3 separate regions of the Homo sapiens genome follow, and all the other regions are linked to region 3. Evidence: chromatin contacts called from ENCODE Hi-C or POLR2A ChIA-PET data. All regions are on one chromosome and are shown on one strand. Each heading gives the region's core, a stretch centred on a gene start or an enhancer-like site at or near the end of the contact. The rest is flanking DNA. Distances are from core to core; before and after follow the strand shown.

Evidence for each region. A loop is a pair of places that touch in the nucleus more often than their neighbours do. ChIA-PET counts read pairs that join two places held with the same protein, here RNA polymerase II (POLR2A). Pooled maps may share reads with other maps.
Region 1: a loop to region 3 is called in a pooled map, with 3 times the contacts of the local background. The contact joins two enhancer-like sites. A Hi-C loop is called at or near these places in 2 of 50 pooled maps. POLR2A ChIA-PET finds 5 or more read pairs at or near these places in 5 of 52 experiments (AG04449, BJ, MCF 10A and 2 more).
Region 2: a map of GM12878 shows a loop between it and region 3 (3-fold over the local background). The contact joins two enhancer-like sites. A Hi-C loop is called at or near these places in 39 of 168 maps with a recorded cell type or tissue (CD14-positive monocyte, Caco-2, Calu3 and 22 more) and 29 of 50 pooled maps. POLR2A ChIA-PET finds 5 or more read pairs at or near these places in 1 of 52 experiments (H1).

The regions. Positions count from the first base shown.
Region 1 is chr15:62,739,866-62,744,387 of GRCh38, reverse strand. It overlaps TLN2 (talin 2), which reads right to left. Exons shown (of 59, transcript NM_015059.3): 32 at 3,619-3,758. Among named protein-coding and RNA genes, the nearest start is that of MIR190A, 82 kb to the left of the region's middle. RefSeq lists a silencer at 674-829. Within about 2 kb of position 1,792, at least 12 of the 41 ENCODE cell types and tissues checked have a DNase peak (open chromatin) inside an H3K27ac peak, as active enhancers do.
Region 2 is chr15:62,833,173-62,837,408 of GRCh38, reverse strand. It overlaps TLN2 (talin 2), which reads right to left. Exons shown (of 59, transcript NM_015059.3): 55 at 3,780-3,905; 56 at 1,610-1,672; 57 at 1,336-1,518. It overlaps LOC105370854 (a long non-coding RNA gene), which reads left to right. Exons shown (of 7, transcript XR_007064671.1): 5 at 1-2,147; 6 at 2,232-2,326; 7 at 2,623-4,236. Among named protein-coding and RNA genes, the nearest start is that of MIR190A, 11 kb to the right of the region's middle. RefSeq lists an enhancer at 1,553-2,752. Within about 2 kb of position 1,853, at least 7 of the 41 ENCODE cell types and tissues checked have a DNase peak (open chromatin) inside an H3K27ac peak, as active enhancers do; they include heart right ventricle and right lobe of liver, where a contact is called at or near this core.
Region 3 is chr15:62,780,525-62,785,255 of GRCh38, reverse strand. It overlaps TLN2 (talin 2), which reads right to left. Exons shown (of 59, transcript NM_015059.3): 44 at 4,015-4,116; 45 at 1,366-1,485. Among named protein-coding and RNA genes, the nearest start is that of MIR190A, 41 kb to the left of the region's middle. RefSeq lists an enhancer at 2,222-3,150. Within about 2 kb of position 2,920, at least 11 of the 41 ENCODE cell types and tissues checked have a DNase peak (open chromatin) inside an H3K27ac peak, as active enhancers do; they include heart right ventricle and right lobe of liver, where a contact is called at or near this core.

The DNA.
Region 1 (4,522 bases), core at 543-3,042, 40 kb after region 3:
AATCTTTTATGGCTCTCTAGGATGGCAAGGTGTTTGCAATCTAATGGAAAAGGCAAGACAATGAGAAGACAAGGTACAAAGAAGTTGGATGAAAGAAAGCAGTACCAGGGCGGGACACCCGGCAGGGCATGATGGATCGCTGAGCAAGGGACCAGAGGTATGTAGGGACTCGCAGGGAGCCGGAAGAAAATGAAAGCCTCAGCTGCCGGGCACAGAGTCTGCCTGAAAGGGAGGGCTCGATGTAGACTGAAGCAATTGGAAAAGTCAGGGCTGAGTGACATCCTGATTTGGATGGAGGGAAGGAAACATTCTAGGTAAGACCCACAGAGAGCAAAGGTCTCTTGTACACCTTTCTGTTTACGGAGCAAATGCACTCTTCTCGTTTGTGCTGCTTGCTAGACCATCCATCTTCACAGTCTTTGGGGACAGGAGGAGCCCCGTCCAGCAAGAACCTCAGACCAAAGGGGAGCCAGGGGGGCAGGTGCTACCTTGAGTTCCTAGGGAGCATCCTCTGTGGACTGGAAAGCAGCTGAAACCTGGCCCGGGGGTGTGATGCTGGCCGCTGTGGGCTTAAAGCCTTCTCAGTTCTGGAGTCCTTCTGGCCAGGATGACTGTGGTGGTGAGCAGTGATTCAGGGAAGGTGTTCAGAGGTAGGATACCCCCTTCGTTTTGGCAACTGCAAGCTAGCTTTCTATTTCCTTGACTAAGTTTAGGGGGCACCTGACCAGCCCCTGGTTGGGGGAAAAAGGCTGATGAATGGGTGACAAAGGGTCTCCAGCTCCACCCAACTTGTCAGAAAAGAGCCAGAACCCAAACAGTTACACGGGAAGAAAATGAACAAACCAGGCACTAAATAGCAAATGACTTCCTCTCCCCTAGGCATCCAAAACCAAGGGGATAGGTAGGGTCCCAAAAACGTACCCAGGCTCGGAAGCAGAATTAAGAACAGAGGAAAAAGACATCCTCTACTTTTTTCTCCAGAAGCAAACCTTTTCTTCCCAGAGCAAGAAGGACCACAGAGACCACAAATAATAAGGGGTTTGAGACTGTTAACACAGGAGTGGGACAGGGCTGAGTTGGTCCAGGCCTGGGTCCCCGCAGTGGCATTTCTGGGGACTTTGAGGATACACACAGGAAGGACAGGCAGGACCTGACAGTCTCAAGAACAAGGAGGACAGAGGACTGAGGACTGAGACTATGATGATCAGATCCCTTCTGCCCAGCTTCCTGTGCACTTTTATGCAGGACTGTTCTAGGCCCAGATGAAATGAGCGGAGCATGTGGTGAGTCCTGCCTAACTCCACCAGGGCCACATAATGAGGGTTATAAATACACAAGATATAAAGACACACATAATAAGACAGGCCCTGTCTTATTCACAGTGTGCACTCAGCACTGGGCGTCACCCACATCAGGCCTGTGATGAAAATCTATGTAATGAAGACATGAATGAATAAGACAATGAATGAATGAACCCCAGCCTGGCAGAGCTTTGTGTCCCAAGAGGAGCCTGCCTGACCCTCTTGACCTGGCTGGAGTCTCTGCTGAGAAACAGCCCCAGGGAGCAGAAGCTTGCCAAAATGTGCCAAAAAACCAAGGAGAATGTGCCAGCGTTTTCTCGCAACAGTTCCATCCCAAGACAATCATTTTCATGTGATGATTTTTAAGTGCTTACCTGGCTATGAAATCACCAGGCTGGGAATTCTCCGTCAACTGCTAAAAGCCAGGACAGAAAGGCAACGAAAGCTTTTTTTTTTCCCCTTTTCCCCATGTCCTTTCTTCGAAGCCACCACCAGGGGGCCTGCACCTATTCACAGAGCCATACACCAGCAATATTCTTTCCGGCTCTGTTTCCTTCTATATCTGGCTTTCAAAAGGGCAATTTATACATTCCCCCTCCTTCCCACAATTTAGGAGAGTGAAGCCATTCCAAGCTGGAAACTGTAATTTTGAAATGATGCAAAAAATTGAAGATAATGAAAAACATCTGAGTTCTGATACCTGGAAATGTCAGTTGCCTTATCCAAAGGCTCCTTTGTAGGAAAAAAAGCAACGATCAAGAGGGGGTTTTCTATCAGAAACAGCTGCTCAACAGAACAGACATCACCCCCAACCCCACCTCCCATCTCTCCCACCATCAAGGGAGGTCACTTATTTACTAGAACAGTCACGAACAAAGCATGAGATGGGAAGATAATTTTCCAGTCCCCTAGTGGCTCTAGCTATTGTTTGCAGTTAAAATGTACCTTCCAGGAATAAATGAAGAAACTCAAGGGTTTGCAAGCAAACTGCTCTGACAGTGTCTAACCCTTCACACACACACACACACACACACACACACACACACACACACACACACACACCCCACTACAAGCCAAGAGGGAGGAAGGACATGTTTGGACCATGAGTACCATGAGATCTTATGTGCTGAGAGCTAAGGAGAGCTTTAAGGATGATGTAGTTCATACCCCCACTTTGCAGATGGGAAAGTTTAGACAGGCTGAGCAACCTGACCAATGCGACTGAGTTAGTCAAGTATTAAAGCTTGGAATATAATTCAGGTCTCTTGATGCCGACAATTTAAAAAACAGCCAATGATCTCCCAGGGGAGACATAAAGACACACACACACACACACACGCGCAAATTTTAAAAAACCAAGTTAAAAAAAGGAAAGCAGAATCAAAGCTATGCTTTTCAAAAATCACGAATCTGCACATTATAAAAAGGCCTCCAATTACTCTCTATCCCCTAATAGTCCTGCTTTTAATCTCTCTCCACTGTCAGCTTTCTTATACGTAATATGATGGTAAATAATGCTAAAAAAACATGCCTGCACCACCACAGAATCATGACCACCCTACTCTCTGGGTTCAGGAAAATGAAAGAGGGGCTGCTGATACGAGAACCCCCTGGGCTGTCACTGCAGTGCTCCACATACCACATTCAACCACTAGTTACTGAACTAACTTGTGGCCCTGGAGCAGAAACTATACTGTTTTATCCACTTCCCTGGGTGAAACCAACAGGAAAGAAGGACACCCAAATCATCCAAAATTCACACTCATGTTTTAATATATTTCCAAAAACAATTTATTCCCACTGCCTCCCTACTCATCTTAAAGTGGAGCCTTCCCCATGTGACAGATACAACATGTTACATTCAATCTAACACTGATGCCAGGCACAGGGTTAAGTGCTCAATAAAAGTCTGCTGAATGACTTGATGAGCACTGCTTTTCATCTTTACGCTTTTCAGTATTTTCTGATGTTTCAAGAAGCATATATACTATTTTATAATCAGAAAGATATAATGCTACTTAAAAAAAATCTGTTTAATTCATTGCATTTACAAGTCAAAATGGACCTTACGTCTAAACAAGTCTCTACTGAAAAGGCTGTATGAGAAGACAGAAGATATTTTTAGTGGGGAAAGAACATGGAAATGAGCCAGTTTTATAAAATATCAGAGTGTCCATCACTCTCAGCTCCACCTCCCATGACCTAAGGACAGCACCAATTCTTTTGCTCAGCAAAAGTGGGAGGATGTCAGGCACATCTTCAGACTGCAATGACACTGTCTAACCACACACGAAAGCACATTGTGTCCCACTCCTACCTTGCAGCTGCAGCCAGGAGATTTTTCGCATTGGGAGCTCCTGGATCTACAGAGAGAGACTTGGCAGCTAACAGCAGCTTGCTGGATGCCATCGAGATATTCTTGAGGTTCCCTATCACTTGGATCTGGTCTTCTTTTGTCTGGAAGGTCAAAAGGAGCCGGAGCTATTAGGGCCTGTCCATTTCTTGAAGGAGGCATTCAGAGAGCTAGGAGCAGCATCCTGACATGCAGGCAGGTTATCCGTATAGATCACATTAAACCCAGTTAGCCCGCAGATGCCTAACTCGTTGAGACACTGACCAGTGTCTACCCTTCTCCAAACAGATGCTCAGATCAAGATGCATGCCACAGGGAAAGAAATCCATCCCCAAGTGGGTCAGCCAAGAGCTGTGCTTTTCTCACAACTAGAGGCATTAAGCGGGGAGCAGGGTGGGAGGAGAGTGAGCGAGCTGTGAGCCAATGCACAGACCAGGCAGCGATTCCAGCATCTTGCTCAACAATGCTGGAGTTGTCAAGGAGCTGTACATCTCGGCCTGGCACAAACGACCAGCACTGTCTCGATATTCAGAGCTGACTGCATCCCTGAAGTTCCTGACTCGGGAAAGCACACATTTCTCACCCGGTTGCCATCTGAGAAACAATTCTTTGTAGATACTAGAAGAAGATACACCCTGGTTATCTCTTTTAGGGAGGTCAAAGGAGCGCAGAAAAAAAAAAAAAAACAAAAAACACAGCTCTGCAAGCTGACACCAGATCAGTCAAGCTCCCTTGTTCTAAACAAGGGGTTTATCTGTTCATCTGAAGGAGGTAATTTTTAATCACTTGACACTCTGTATTAGACACAGACCATCTGAATGGTCCATTAAACCTCAAATACATATATATTTTTATTGTATTATCCCAC
Region 2 (4,236 bases), core at 604-3,103, 53 kb before region 3:
GAGTGATTTATATAAGATTATGCACCTAATAAATGGCAGAAGCAGGACTTGAACCAGGTCTCTCTTAACTCAGGATGTTTTCCTCAGAAGTGTCCCCCAGACCCAGAAATCACATATTCACAAACGAACATGCAGCTCCTCAATTTTTCCCTGGGTTTATCCCAGGTATCAAATAAAGGTGAGGGAGGTGTGGGTCAGAGAGGGACTCAAGAGGGCCAAAAAATGGAAATGCACTTTAGGCCTTTCACAATACAACAAGAATTCTGAGATTTCTGCCATTTATGATTTGCTACATGACTGATGTAAACATACTTTTAGCAATACAGACAATCTACATTTTAACACTTACAATAAAAAAATCTCGAAAATTGGAAACAAAATGTCCAAAGTATAGGGAAATTCTGGCATAATCAGTTGATGTAATATCATGCAATCATTAAAAATGGAACTCATGAAGAATGGGCCAGCTAGCTTTGCATAGAGAAGTTAATGAAGCCTTATCTTCAAGGAAAAATTACATATGATAAAATGTTAAGTGAAAAGAAAGCAGAATGTATCTCGCCATGATTACAACTGGACAAAATTATTTTATATGTAGATAAAAACGAACAGAAAGCAATGATAACGTTTGCTATATGAAGATGTTGGGGCTGTGTGATTTTTTTCATTTAAGCATTTCTTTTATTGTATTTAAAATATTTTTATAATTAAAGCAATCAGGAAAATGTATCTGCTCTGAGAAGGACTTGATTGTTACCTTCCTAACATGTTCTCTGGGCTCTGGGAAACAGCAACAGTCTCATAGAATTTCAGTCATTTTACTCCCTTCTGTAGCAGACACTGGCTGAAGGCCTCCTCTGAAGCAGGCACCGAGTTAGTAACGTATGAGAGAGGCACAGATGAAGATGTGGTGCCTGCATCTAAGAGGCTCACAACCTGCTCACAGACAGACCTACAGTAGCACCATGTGATGGGAACCTGAGTGGTCTGGCTAGGGGCTCTCAAAGCACAGAGGAGGGATAAACTGCCCAAACCCTGGGAGTCAGGGAGGGCTTCCCAGATGAGTCACAAAGGACAAGTAGGGGTCTGCTGGGTTGGGCTGGCGAGGAGCAGGGCCCCAGGGCATGAGACCAGAAGGCACACGAGGAGAATGGCAGCGTGGTGGGGCAGCAGTGGAGGATGCATGGACGCACGCAGTAGATGAGGCTGGAACGTGGACAGGGCTGGCTGATGGAAGGCCTGGTGGGTCATGCCAAGGAAGTGAGGCTTGTCCCCTCTGGTGACACTTACCCGCTCCAACAGGAGTATTTTCCCACCAGCATCAGTGACCATTACCTGTAGCCGCCTCATGGCCTCTGAATCCTGGTCGGCCTTCACCTTGCAGGCCACCAGCAGCTGAGCCGTGGAAGCGGCGACCTGCTTGGCAGATGAGATGAGCTTCTCCTCGCTGGCGTGTCCCTGAACGGAGGCATTGGCCGCCTCACAGAGACTGCTGGTCGCAGCCGCCACCATCCGGGCCTGGGGACAGTCAACGGAGAAGTGACCCAAGGCCCAAACCTCCCTCAGGGGACCCCAAAAGCAAACTGGGAGGAAGGAGAAGGCAACTCACAGCAGAAATCAGCCCCTGTGACCACTGTCCGTCGTCTGCAGCATTGGCAGGGATGGAGCCCACCTAGAGAGTAGAGTCGAGAAATTGGCCATGAGGGCAGGCAGCCCCAGTGGTCGCAGCCCCTCATCCCCAGACCTTGCTCGGGAACCAGACTTGTACCCCGCTTGGTGCCTCCTGCCAACAGCACAGGCCTGAGAATGGAGCAACCTTTCTCACGTGGGACTCAGGCCATGCCAAGAAAGATTGCACAGCACATCCTGGCAGGTTTCGCCACCAAGAGGCGACAGGAAATGCTAAGAATGGCTCCACTTAGCTTCCAGGTACTGCAATTCTGGGAAACGGCTCAGGAATGATGACCTGGGGCTGTCTTTCTACACTTACTCCTCTGCTGAGCTTTCTCCATTTCATATGTGGGAGCCACTAGGCCTCCTCTTTTCAAGGGCTAAGAGAAATTTAAATCTCTCCCGATTACTGACCCTGAAAACCACACTGCGTTTCTGGCAGATGATGTTAAAAAAGTGTGGTGGAACTCCCTCTGGTACAATTGAGTGCAGACCCTTGTCTTAAGGAAATACCATTTGTCAGGGGTGGGAGAGAAATATGGATCTCTGTTTCTATTTAGAAATCATGGCAACAAGTAGAACATTTTCTGTCCACATCCAGAGGGAGAAGCCACAGGAGGAAATACCTTGAAGCTTGTGGGACGTGCCTGGTGAGGTAAGAGTATCTCAATTTGAATATGAAATTGGGGGTGTGTCAGCAATAAAAGGGCCACATCAGGGATTGCTGAATGTCAGGTAAAACTCCAAGGTCCTGCCTATAATACTATAGTTCACCCAAGTCTGGCTGAACCTCCTTCACCAATTTTTTAAATGCTTGAACACGTAAGTTCGTTGGAGGACAGATAGGGACTCTGCCATGTCCAAGTTGGATTCTCTAGTATCTAAGCAATGTGTTGGACACATAGCCCTTTATCAATGTTGAAATAACCAGGATTTTTTTTTTAAACATAGGATATTCCGTTCAATGACACATCTGTCATCTTTACATGTTGACCAGCCAACAAGAACTTGCTGAGTACAGGACGGACAAGGTTGGCATTCCGCTGGCTCTACAGGGGATCAACGGGAAGGATGGAGAGAACAGCTTGTGTGCCAGGTGGGGAGACGGACATGGACCAATACTGAATAACCTACAACACAATGGTTTAGAAAGAGAATTCAAGGTATGTGGACTGGACTTAAGCCATGGCTAAGCTCACAAAAGACTTCCTGGAAGAAGATGTACAGCCTATGGTGAGGCACAACCTCCCTGTCTGTACTGCGAGTTCTTGGGTCAAGACACAACTCACCTCTACCTATCTGTACACTGACAGCAAAGTCCTTTTAATATCAAACAGAAATGAATGACAATGATGGTGACCACATTTCCCAAACCCACGAACGGTCAGGTTTCTGTGGCGCCTCTCCATTTGAGAGGCTCTCTGAAAGCCAGTCGTGGATAGCATGCTTCCATGTGTATGTAAATAACAAGACATATGGAACATGTTAAATCGGAAGACTGTTCCATATCCAGAATTACTAATGTACTAATAATCCTTTGAATCCTCAAAAAAAACAAAAAACACTATACTTTTATGCCAAAGTAGATGGAATGGGTGACTAGAGATAAAGCTGAAGAAATTTCAGATTTAAAATCTGACTGGCCCATTCACCAGCAGACTTAGGAAAGTGCTAACTGCGAAGCTGGCCAGTATTCAGCTCGACAGTCCTAAAAACAAACGGAACCCTTTGGAGCTGGAAAGTGGTATCATAAAAGCCGCCGAATGCGGTGCTTCTAGAGCGGCCCACCAGGAAAATATGACAGTTTACATCTTTACGTAGCCTAATGTACAGTGGGAATATAAATATCTCGTTCAGGCCCCAGTCACTGCCTGGAATGGGATGCTTTCCTTAACAAGAAGCAGATGAGAGGCCCAGAAGCCAAACCTCTTATTCTGTTGGTCTGAAGGCTGTAGTTTTCAGTCGGTCAGCACAGAGAGTGGCAATTCAGGGAGGGAAGGCACTGCATGTGTTTCCTTGGTCAGGACAAAAGCTTGTAGCTCTTTTCCTGGGCCCCCTGAGGCTCTCGTACGTTGAGTGTCCCGCATGTGGTCAGCGGCTTTACCCACCTTTCCTTGGGCCACCAGCTCCCTCTGGGCTGCTGAGGCCGATTTGACCAGGGCGCTTGTGGCAGCAGCAATGGATTTAGCAGCTTCCAAGATCTGTTCCTCAAAGTCCAGGGTCTCATCCGCTTGCTATAACCAAAAGAAAACAGCATCACATTCAATTCATATCCACAAAGGGCTCTTTCTTCCAAACTACTTACTGCCGGGTCACCTGGCTCTTCACCTGCCTATTGTTTTTTGTTGACAAACCACACCTGAAATGGGATGGTTCCTTAACAAGAAGCAGATGACAGGTCCCCTGTGCAAACTTTCAGGACTCTTAAGTCAGTTTGGTTAAGCCACCCTCGGGTCACAGTGTGGAAGATGTGGCTGGTACCTTTCAGGCATTAAGAGACAATGGCCAGGCACAGCAATAGTTTTCTTTGTATGTGTGGTACAATATATATAACACAAAATTTAC
Region 3 (4,731 bases), core at 1,671-4,170:
GTCTATTTAAAAAAAAAATGATAGGCCTGTGTAAAGAATCAACAGAATCTTAATGTGGGTATCTGATAACTCTCTTTTCTTGGTAGTGACTTCACACTCATTGCAAATAGAATTATTCATGCTACAGCCTAGTCAATTATTCTAATATCTCAAAATGCAGGCACTGTTAGAGACTTAAGTAATCCCATGCTAGATATTTATGTATGCAAGTACATACATATATGGTACTCCTATTTACATGCATTGTTACCACACACATTAGAAAGTGATTTGTTTTGGGACTTCATTTCTGGAATATCTCTCGGAGTCTCTGTAAAAACATACTTAGATCTGACTCCCAGGAGAAATAGCAGCACTGAGTAACTTGGGGACAGTGACTGTCACTATAAGGAGAAGAGAAGACCAATTACAACCTTCTGCCTTGACAACTCAGTTCATTTAGGAACGTCTCGAACATGGTTTGCGCTCAATAAACAGCTTGCTGAATTTCACAGAATATAATTACTTTTATCTTTTAAGTGTCCCTGTAATCCACTCCATTAATCTTCATTTTAAATTGGGCTTCCTTTCTCTAAGAAGCCATGTGGTTCCCCCAAGCCCTGGACTCCTTCTATGTGTTCACACTGATATAGATGCTACAAAGCTCCTTGGAGCCACACATGACCTGTGTCCTTCCCAATGGACCACCCCATTAGAAGTATGAGAGATGGCAGCTCTTAGAAAGTGGCCTTTGGGGCCCAACTTTGGCTACCGTTAGACTCTTACGGGTACAGGCATTCTAAAGCCAAGTCTACACTGGCCACTAAGGAAAGCTGGTCTAGGAAAGGCAGGGAAGTAATAAAAGGAGTCCACAGGAGGTATGTCTGGGCTAATTCTTAGCCACCCAGAATATTCAGGCAAGACTTTGTTTCATGAAAGTAGCTCTTTCGAGGGAGAGGGATAGCTAATTTTCATACTTGAATCTTTCAACACTTCTGTGAACCTATGGAAAACAAAAATAATTGCGGGGGATGTGCTAACTGGAGTAGGAAGTGATAAGATGGCAGTCCCAAGCTTGGGCATGCTAAAAGAGACAGGTGACAGGGCTAGGGACAGGGGACCTGATAGAACACTGTATACAAAGTCCTTCTGTCTGAAAGCCCATGCCCCAGTTCTTGGCCAGTCTGCCCCATAAGGGGCAGTGAGACTTGAGTACAGCCTGGGGCTACCTGGTCTGGACCTGTGCTGTGCAGTGGTGGGGAAATAAACTGGGCTCTGGTTACTGGGCTGGGGTCTTCCAGAGTGGAGCTAAGCTATGAAGAAATACCCAGGAGTGGGCACCAGTGTGTGTGTGCATCTTAAAATAGGGGTCTTAAGGTGGCAGACCTCCTCTGGTTCCGCCGTGGCTGCTGCCATCTGGCCCTGGAAAGCCAGGTGCCCATAGTCACTGGTCATTTGTGAAGCCAGTCCTCCCAACTCCTCCGGGTTAGTAACCGACTTAGTCATCTGGAAAAAGAAAACAAGCAAGACACACACACACACACACACACACACAGAGAGAAACGCATGAGAACCATGTGTTAATATCACTGGAAGCCAAAGGGTTTCATTCACTTTTAAGCTCCTGAGGGGGTGAAGGCCAGGCCTTGCATTTGGGGCTAGATGCTGGAGAGGGCAATTCAAGCCAAGCCCATGCTGCATTGCACACAAAAGGCCAGAGCCCTCGCAGGGCCCCGCTCAGGCCACAGATTCTGGCCGGGCCCAGTGGGCACATGCTCAGCGTTCGGGCTGTGCAGCTTGGAGCCAGTGCCCAGGGCCCACCCTCTGGCAGGTGAGTGTGCCAGCCCCTCGCCAGCGCAGCCCTGGGGGGTCACCAGAGGAATTCCCCCTAGAAACCCCCAGGAGGCACAAGCCCTATGCGATTTTCACCCCTGGGCCAAGGCTTCTGTCGGGGGCTGATCTGGTCTCTGGGTGCCCTGAAGCAGGTCCCACCCAGGTGAGAGAGGGCATGAGGACAGGGCTGTTAAGAAAACCATGAATGACAAGTGCTGGATAAGTCAGTGTTTTAGAGGAAAACACTCATAGAGGATACAGCTTTGCAGTAAATTTGTGCCAAAGAATGACAAGGTTTTAGCCACAAATTTAGTTAAGAGTAGTGTGTAGCCCACATGGTCAAGTTCTGCCTTTATTATGAAGATACTCAGGATTTTTCTCTGTTTCATTGACTGATGCATCTCAATTATCTAAGGCAGCTGGCATGCTAGTTTCTAGTGTTTCCTCTTCCTCTGGACAAAAATACCTCTAAATTCTCACAAAAGCAGTTTTAATCTGCCACCCAGACGGGTGTCACTGTCCCTCATCAAGGGGCTCCCCTCCTGCTCCACCTCCTCTTGCTCTGGATAACAATACTGTCTCTTTCTTTGTGGCCTTTTAAGACCTTGATTTTAAACAGCCTTTTAAAATGTCTTTTGAATGACTCTCCATCCATCAAGGCAGGACAGGAATGTCCACCCTTTCTAAGGCATGTGTACAAGGACACGTCCCAGGCTTCAGGCTGAGATGTGGCCGCCAAGGAACGCACACTGAGCTGCACGAGAGTGAGTGTTGCCACGTGCTGCTCCACTGCGACCTGCCAACAGGTGCACTGGGAGTCTGGGCATCCTGACGGGGTGAGAAGGGCCTCTTTCACACAAAGAGCCAGGCCAGTTATCTCAGGAGTGGCCATGCAGCCTGAGGCTCAGCTCCTTAAGCTCATGGACACCCAGGGTCAAGCCAAGGCAGCTCAGGACCTGGCTCTGGAGACATTCCAGAAACACCATGAGGCTGCTCAAACATGACTGCTGCTGCACTGTGCTTCCTGCTCAACAGGAATCTGTGCTGAAAGTCTGCTGGCTCGGACTAGGATCCGTCCTCCATGCTCCCCTGAGAAGGACAAGACTGGGCTCAGCTCCAGCTTTTCACAAAACACTGAGATGGGTGTACCATTCCCCAGCCCGAATTCTTTTAAACAAGCCTGGCACAATCACAGAGTTTCCATGAATGAATGGCAGCAGCCAGGGATGACTTTGTGGTCCAAGCTCAACCCCTAGTGGACACATGATTACATGACAAAACCACTCAGAGGGGACCTGGGCACAGCAACCATGTGGTGGCTCATTCTGGTCACTTCAGCGAGGAAGGCCCATTGATTTCTCAACCCAGGCTTATGTGGCAAGTATCAAAGAGGCATCTTTCAAACTTTTATCTTATGGCATCTGAGCCTTTAAAAGTTGGGAGAAACTTTTTCTATGGACTCCTATCAATTCTTTGAAGACAACATTTGTCATCTTTCGTATAACTGCTTAACATATCAGATAGCATTCACTATCTCTCAATGCCATTTATATCTAAGAATCTATATAATACAGTTCTAGTTGCATTACATTTTAGAAAAACAAACAAACAAACAAAACAACAAAAACCAAACCAAACCAAAACATTACCTCCAAAAGTTGTATGCCTTCTACTGTCGGAATTTTTTTTTTCTTATTACATAACCATACTGTTTCATTTTGCCTGAAAGACTGGCAATACCTTATTTTCCAAGTATTATAACTTGATTTCATCAGATAATCTCATCTCTATTTTATCCCCAAATATCTTCTCTTGTACTGTTATTTTAATCTACTAAAAACACCTCAAGTCCTTCGTGAGGTGAATAAGATTCTCCCCCTTTCTCCTTAACTACAAATTCCTTGCTTTCCCCGTCTTTTCATTTTCTCTCCTTCCTTTGCTCCTCTGTCCTCATGCCCAAGTCTCAGCCATCTTTAATTCCCTCTTGCAGCTTTTTCATGAGAAAAGAACTGCAGCAGACTGGGGCTACTGGACACAGGCAGCCAGAAAGACCACAGATAAAGGACAGAAGCTGGAGCCCCTGAGGGACTAGAGAGTGGTCTGGGCTCTCTCTCTGACACAGATCTGGGATTTGCAGGCTCAGCGGCGGCAGTGGATAAAAAGGCAAACAACAGTGGGGAGGGCAGCTCTCTTCCCTCTTACCATTTCCTGAGCTGTCACCGCAATGGCTTTGGAGTATTTAACCACAGTCGTCTGATAGTCGACAAATGTTCCCTTTGGTTCTGGAGGAGTGCCTTCATCCAGCTACAGAGGAGAGGAAAAGAATCCAAAGGTCATAAGAAGCCTGCTGAAGTGTAGACTGTATTTACGAGAATTAGGAACTTTGAAAAACAGAGAGGGCCTCAGAGATTCTTTCGCCCAGTGTCAACTCAATTACCCAACTTGTGCAATAAGGACTTCAACAGAAGGGCACATAAGGCATTCAGGGTACATGGCAAGGAGAGGCTCCCAGCCTTGCCTGAGAGGAGTGGGAGGCCTTCCAGAGGAGTGATGTTTCCGCCAAGTCTTACCAGGCGAAGAGTCTGCCACATGTAAAAGGTGGGAAAGGCATCCCAAGAAAAGGGAACAGAATTCACGTACATGGAGGCGGGAGCCAGCCTGACACTTCTAGGGAAGCGCAAAGTGCCAGAAGATGAGGTGGGAAAGGAGGCAGACTCTCCATCAGGAAGCACTTCCTGAGGAATGGTCGAGTCCATGGCTATCCACGGAACCGTTCTTTATGAGCACAATCGGGGAATAGAAGGAATTAGAAGCACTAGGAATAAATTGTTGCTCACCTGACTATAAATGCAATAGGAACTGAGAGAAGGGCAAGATCACTGTGGGGTGGAAGAACTGAGACAATGGGACTATGTCCCT